Linked DNA regions of Homo sapiens: region 1 is linked to region 2. The links are chromatin contacts, found by Hi-C or POLR2A ChIA-PET in ENCODE. All regions are on one chromosome and are shown on one strand. The core of a region is the stretch at or near the end of the contact, and the rest is flanking DNA. Distances in the headings are between cores, read along the strand shown.

The links. Hi-C counts contacts between places; a loop is a spot of excess contacts on that map. ChIA-PET counts read pairs that join two places held with the same protein, here RNA polymerase II (POLR2A). Pooled maps may share reads with other maps.
Region 1: a loop to region 2 is called in a map of Calu3, with 2.6 times the contacts of the local background. The contact joins two enhancer-like sites. A Hi-C loop is called at or near these places in 1 of 168 maps with a recorded cell type or tissue (Calu3) and 7 of 50 pooled maps. POLR2A ChIA-PET finds 5 or more read pairs at or near these places in 1 of 52 experiments (AG04449).

Annotation. Positions count from the first base shown.
Region 1 is chr18:13,566,295-13,569,640 of GRCh38, reverse strand. The region is part of intron 4 of LDLRAD4 (low density lipoprotein receptor class A domain containing 4); the gene reads right to left. Among named protein-coding and RNA genes, the nearest start is that of MIR4526, 43 kb to the left of the region's middle. RefSeq lists enhancers at 515-664, 2,685-2,764, 2,346-2,973. Within about 2 kb of position 1,259, at least 19 of the 41 ENCODE cell types and tissues checked have a DNase peak (open chromatin) inside an H3K27ac peak, as active enhancers do.
Region 2 is chr18:13,432,982-13,436,416 of GRCh38, reverse strand. The region is part of intron 3 of LDLRAD4 (low density lipoprotein receptor class A domain containing 4); the gene reads right to left. Among named protein-coding and RNA genes, the nearest start is that of LDLRAD4-AS1, 7.2 kb to the right of the region's middle. Within about 2 kb of position 1,461, at least 3 of the 41 ENCODE cell types and tissues checked have a DNase peak (open chromatin) inside an H3K27ac peak, as active enhancers do.

The DNA.
Region 1 (3,346 bases), core at 10-2,509, 130 kb before region 2:
AAGTGCTGGGATTACAGGTTTGAGCCACTGTGCCCAGCCCCAAGGGAAATTTAAGTTGTTGGTACAATCATTCGTTTCTATCAAAAGGGAAATTAGCCCAAAGTAAGGCTAATCATTAGTGCTACAGATTTTTTGAGAATATTTTTTTCCTTGAAAGACACATAAAAGCAATTCATTTTAAAGTAAAGTGAAGATAAGCAACATCCGACTTATGAATCAGTTTGGTGCCCAAAATTCATTTCTAATTGGCTTATCCTGCAACTGAAAAAAAGTTTTTCTATAGAGACAAGAGTACAGAGAGTGTTTTATTCCCCAGATAGCGCAGGGCTAGTATGGAGCTAATAGTTCAGAGTCTGAGCCCCTGAGCCTGCAGGATGGGGCGGCCCTGGGAGGCCCAAGCGTGGGAAAGAAGTTTCTGAGGCCACGTGTGGGGAAGGCCCCAGGAGTGGGGAGGAGGGCAAAGGGCGCTTCTCTAGTGTCTGCTATGAAAGTATGACATCATCTAAAACAAGCATCTCAGTATTGGATTAGTGTCACAACTTCTCTTAGCTTCTTATAATCATTTTTTTTTTCAAATGATGTAGTTGCTCGTGTAATCCACTAATATCAACTCATTCATAAAATGTTTATTCATGGGGTGCCTACAAACATCACATTGGGTAGAGGGTGCAGGTGAGAGGAGCCAACATCCTTCATGACCAAGGGATTGGTGAAGGTGGGGTATGAGGGTCTTTCCCTGAGCCCTTCAAGATGACCATGCTGACTAGATGTGAACACACTTCCTGGATAGACGCACGCTTGGCTATGTTATAAATTTAAATAACTTGATAAGGTAAGAGACAGGAAGACCTGAAACCTACACTCAGCAGGCCTCTAACCACGGGGTCTGTCTACTGTGATACAGAGACCCTAAATTATAACGAAGGCCACAGGTCCTGATGTGGGGCGTGAAGTGCACTCGTTTTTATTCTGCCTTCCCTTTCTTCCTTAGCAAGACTGGAACCTTGTCCAGTTCCTCCTGCAGCTGGTGTGGCCTTACGGTGAGGTTCTGGCCAGGAGACAGTGGCAGAAGCGGTGTGTGGGACTTCTGGGAAGGGTCTTTAAAGGAAGGAGGCATGTATCATTTTGGACTTCAGTTCTTCTTCCATGGTCCAGACTGCAGTGTGAGTGTCCTGGCTGGAGTTCCAGCAGCCATTCTAGACCATGAAACAACCTCAGAGCTGGACACTAAGTGCTGGGAGAGTGGGGCCGAAAGAGATAACCTGGATCCTCGAGGACTTAGTGGGGCCCCTATACCAGCCCCATGCTGCCTTCTGCAAACTTGTTTTTTTCTTTTTTTTTTTTTTGTAAACGGAGTCTCACTCTGTCACCCAGGCTGGAGTGCAGTGGCATGATCTTGGCTCACTGCAACCTCCACCTCCCAGGTTCAAGTGATTCTCCTGCCTCAGCCTCCTGAGTAGCTGGGACTGCAGGCACACATCACCACACCTGTCTAATATTTGTGTTTTTAGTAGAGACAGGTTTCGCCATGTTGGCTAGGCTGGTCTCGAACTCCTGACCTCAGGTGATCCCCCCACCCCCCACCTCCTCGGCCTCCCAAAGTGCTGGGATTACAGGTGTGAGCCACAGTGCCCGGCCAAACTTGTTTCTAATGTGAGGCAATAACTGCTTGTGGGTTGAAGGCACGATGACCAGATGTCTGTGACTCACAATTCCTAACAGTGACACCCACTATAACAAAAAATCCACAGCGTTAATACTTTCATTATTTCCAATAAGCCAAGACATGTCCAAACTAGAGTTTATAGGGTAGAGTTTAAATGATGACACCATTATCACTGTGTCACTCTATTTTTAAAATAAGCAAATATTCTATTTTTTTTTTTTTAACAAAAAAAGTTCTCATAGCTCAATTTTCAAAAGGGAACTTTCTCTATTTTACCAACGTCACAATTATGACCTGTCAGATGAATGGAAACCAGCAGGGGAAGTTCATTTGCATTCAGGGGAAAGAGAAAAGCAGTTTAGAGAGAACTCTTGGTTTTGTGCTAATAGTCTCAGATCTTCAGAGAAGTTCAGTGCTGAGAAAATGTTTTTAAGAGCCTCAAACAGCTTGAGGGTGTTTAATTTTACTTAGGCAGCTGGGTCTTCTGCAAAAGCGTAACTCCTGGGGGGCTGCAGCGGCGGGGGGTGGTGACAGTGCGTTTGCAGGCAGGCCCTACGGCAGCAGGCCTCAGGAACTGAAGCCGAGCAGCATTAGCTATAAAGAGCTCCCAGGTCAACAAGCCCCTCATCTCTGCCTTCAGTCCAGCTACTCCAGGAATCTGAAGCAATCCAGACACTGTTAGATTAGGAAGACGCAAGGTACTTGTGTTTCTTCCCTACGTGTGTGTATTTGTCTTTCTTAGCAGCGCCCCTGGACTCTTAGGGTACCCACAAAAGCACATGCACGTCATAGTTAAACTAGTGAAGCTGGGAGGCAGGGGGAAATGATTAATATTGACCAAGGCAAACCAGAGCAACCCACGATGAGGATGAGGTCAGTGACACGGGAACAAGTCTGCGTGCACTGGCAGGGCTGCTTCCCCCCTGGGCCAGGCGCGGCTTGGTTCTAGGCTCTTTCACACACGCTGTGTGACTCCAGGCCAGGCTGCACCAGGCTGGGCTTCGCTTCCCCATCAGCTCAGCAGGACCCTCTCCTCACAGGGACACTGAGTCCATTGAATTTCTAGCACAGTATTCAGCACAAAGCAGAAGTTCAACAAGTCTAAATGATTTTCCACTTTCCATGCTACTCTAATACCCTTTGGGCAGATGTTTGTAAGTAAACCTATACATATTTAAATCCTCTCTTTTTGGGGGACTGTGGGGAGAACCCATGTGTCAAGGATAAAGACATAAAGCCATAGTATAGCACCACATCAATTATTTCCACTGGGCCAAGAGACACCTGCTGTCATTTAATATAAGGCATACTCTTGGCTGGGCGCAGCGTCTCGTGCCTGTAATCCCACCGCTTTGGGAGGCCAAGGCGGGTGGATCATGAGGTCAAGAGATCGAGACCATCTTGGCCAACATGGTGAAACCCCGTCTCTACTAAAAATACAAAGATCAGCCGGGCGTGGTGGCAGGCGCCTGTAGTCCCAGCTACTCGAGAGGCTGAGGCAGGAGAATCACTTGAACCCAGGAGGTGGAGGTTGCAATGAGCTAAGATTGCGCCACTGCACTCCAGCCTGGCAACAGAGCGAGACTCTGTCTCAAAAAAAAAAAAAAGTCTAAGGCATGCTCTTTATTGAAAATATAAGAAAACTCATGCCCGTTGTGCTGAACAGAGATGGGTGTTGGC
Region 2 (3,435 bases), core at 212-2,711:
GTGTGGAACATTAAACTACCCAAGAAATGAAACCACATCCACACTTCACTAATTTTAACTTGTTGGGGGGAGACACGACATGCTTGCAAGGAAATGAATTCTGTGGCTCATTCATTCGTTCATATAACCAATATATTAGCCGCTTCTATGTTCTGTGCTAGGTACTGAGACATGGAAACTCGGAAGTGAATGAGCTAGCCCTCTTCAAAGAGCTTATGACATGAACTATTTTAAAAATATGAGCAGTGACTAATTTGCTGCTCCTTCCAAGGCCAAACATTTCCCTTCTTTATCTCCTTCATAATCTAGAGGGCCGCCCAGCCTGTGACAGGCACTCGGTGAATCACACATTTGTTGAATAAATGAATAATTTGATCTGAGCCTCATAAGAACCCTGTGAAATAATTAGAGCAGATATTATTCTTCCCATTTTATTCCATTTTGCCTCATCTCATAGCACTGCCTCAGTTTCCAAATCCACTTTAAGGAATGTGAGAGACTCACTTGTAATGGGCATGGCCCCATGCATAACAAAGTTCCCCAAATCACTTGTTGTCTTAAGTAGGCTCAACCTTACTCAGGAAACACTAACAAGGCTTGTGCTACTAATGTGCTTGGCTCTTACTTCTTAGATAACGGAAACAACATCAACCTATTAAATTTCAAATTCAGCTGGGTACAGTGACTCATACCTACACTCTCCACACTTGGGAGGCAGAGGCAGGAGGATCATTTGAGTCCAGGAGTTCTAGAGCAGCCTGGGCAACAAAGCGAGACCCTGTCTCTACAAAAAAGTTTAAAAATTAGCCAAGTGCAGTGGCACACTCCTGTACTCCCAGCTACTCAGGAAGCTAAGGCAAGAGGATCGTTTGTGCCCAGAAGTTCCAGGCTGCAGTGAGCTATGATCATGCTACTGCTCCCAAGCCCAGGTGACAGAGCAAGATCCAGTCTCTAAAAAATTAAAAATTAAAAAAAATCAAATTTATAAAATCTAAATCTCAGCAGTGAGTCATTAGCCCAATATCAGAGTAAGGTCTTTCCATCACATGGCCACTGGAATCAGAATGACCAGATTGAGAATTTTAATTTATTGGCTTCTTGATGTGATATAGAAAATACTAGAAAATTGCTGTAATGTGATTAAGTGCTAAGAATTAATGCTAAAGCTGGAATGAGAACTGCAGAGCACAGTAAATATCTGTCCAACTTAACAAAACTGGTGTTGACAGAGGCAGGCTTCCACCTCCATCCCAACTCCGGACAGGCTGTCCCCAGCACACTGTGCCACCCAAAAGCCCAGTGCATTCAGGTCCTCTAATCACGAGATTATTGTGATATTTCAAACAAACTGATAACCCTAGGAGAAAGGCCCTCCTCTTAGCTGCATATTGGGATCACCTGGACGTCTTTCAGCACTGCTGGGGTCAGAGTCCCAGACAGGTCCTATCTCACTGGCCTGAGGTGCAGTCAGACAGCGTGGGTTTTCTGGCACCCTCTGGCCTGGCTCCAATGGGCAGCGCAGATGGAGAACCACTGTCTACTGAGAAAGAGGTAGCTCACATACAGCAAGCCTCCTCTTTAGTTAATGGTATTTTATTGGAATGTTTATTTGGTATTTGCTAATTTACAAAGAAGAAAACTAAAATACAATCTCTTAAAATAAGCAGGTATTTGGATAATTGCTGACTACAGGGCCCAGTCGCTAGAGCTCTGTTCTGTCAATGGGCTATTTGGGAAACTTTGGAACCAATGTAGTTTTGACCCCTAAACTACACTTTGACAGACTAGAACCAGAGAGGGTCCTCCATGAAGTAAAACTCAAGTCAGAGAAAGACAATGGAAAATTTTTAAAAATATGTTGTCTATTCTTTGTGGAACTTGTTGAGTATTTCTGCCAAGCTAGAAGTTGAGGGAAATCATGGATTGTTAAACATTAGAAACATTTTGGTGACAAATTCATGGCAACCTCAGATGTATAATACTGGACTGGAATACAGAATGAGTTGCTCAGGAACCAGTGTCTCCTCCAGGAGCTATAGACGTATTATAACCTATAAGATTTAAATCACTCCTCTTCTTAAAAAAAAGTCATGCCCTTCTAAGTGAAGAAAGTGGCATTCCTCTTTGCCAAAATTTCCTATTTGATTTCTTATTAAAAAAAAAAAAAACTTAGGAGAAACAACTTCCAGAGTCAACAACAGACTTTAGAATCGCTGTAAACACTTCTGGTAATAACACAATCTTCTCCACATTTAGGGTATTCAGCTTCTCTGCATTTCTACATAAAGCTTCTGATGGGTTTTTCTGTGTTGTGGAGTTATCCCAGAGTCATCAAATCTTAATGCTGAGAGGGACCTAGACACACTGATCCACCCCTCACCTCCCAGGTGAGGAAGCAGGCCAGGGATAATGCCTGACTTACCCGAAGCTGGAGAACAAATTACCTGTAGTGGAACATAAAACCCGAGATTTCCATCGGATCGAGAGGAAACCCTTTTTTGTCCTGAAGGTCATTCTAGTTGTGTACAAACTAACATCAGCCAGTTGGGTTATACCATGTGCGAGAGGAGAAAGGAAAAGAATGATTCAGAGAAAGGGAATGTCCTAATATTTTATAACCTTTGAAAAAACAGGGAATTTTAGGAGCCCTAAAACTAGGGGGGAAATGGAATATCTTAAGGTTTTCTGTGAATTCCAAACTTATATACAAAAAGGCTATGTTAAAAAAAATTTTAAGGACCAGTAGCTTAACAAATTTGAATAATGTAAACCTAAACTCGGTCAGGATGCAATGATAAATGCTCAATCTTAAGCAGGACAAATCAAGCCTCACAGAGACTAAATTTAATCTGCTTGGTAGAGTCAACATTCTACTAGTTAACAGGCAACAAAAAGTTGTTTTCAATTTCCCCTACACTCCTTTAAAGCCTTAGTTTTCACAGATACGATCTCAGTCACAAAATAAGGACCTATATACAGCATTACATCTCAGCTGTAAAATCAGCCTTTTTTGTGAATTGGCAAAGTAGTCTACATTAGTTATTTCTGTTAAAATTCATATAGCAACACTGACTCATTTAGTTCACACTTCTATCATTCACAAACCTGAAAATGGAGAGTGATTCTGGCTCCATCATTTCTGACATTAAAGTCTAGAACCTGCTCTCTGTACGGGTGCCTTTTCCATGTACTTACATTGTAAATAGCAAAGAGGTCAAATCTAGCTGCCAGTGACGTGTAAGCCAAGAATTAATGGGTTCTAAGATTAGCATAAATTACCATAAACAATGTAAGTTTACATTTCCTAGTACAGAGGTGACAACAATGTTTTATTAATTTATATACTCACTGCCTGTTCCCCTGCAAGGTGTAAGATATCCTATAATAAAAGGAAAATTCAGGCTGGGCATAGTGGTTCACACCTGTAATCCCAGA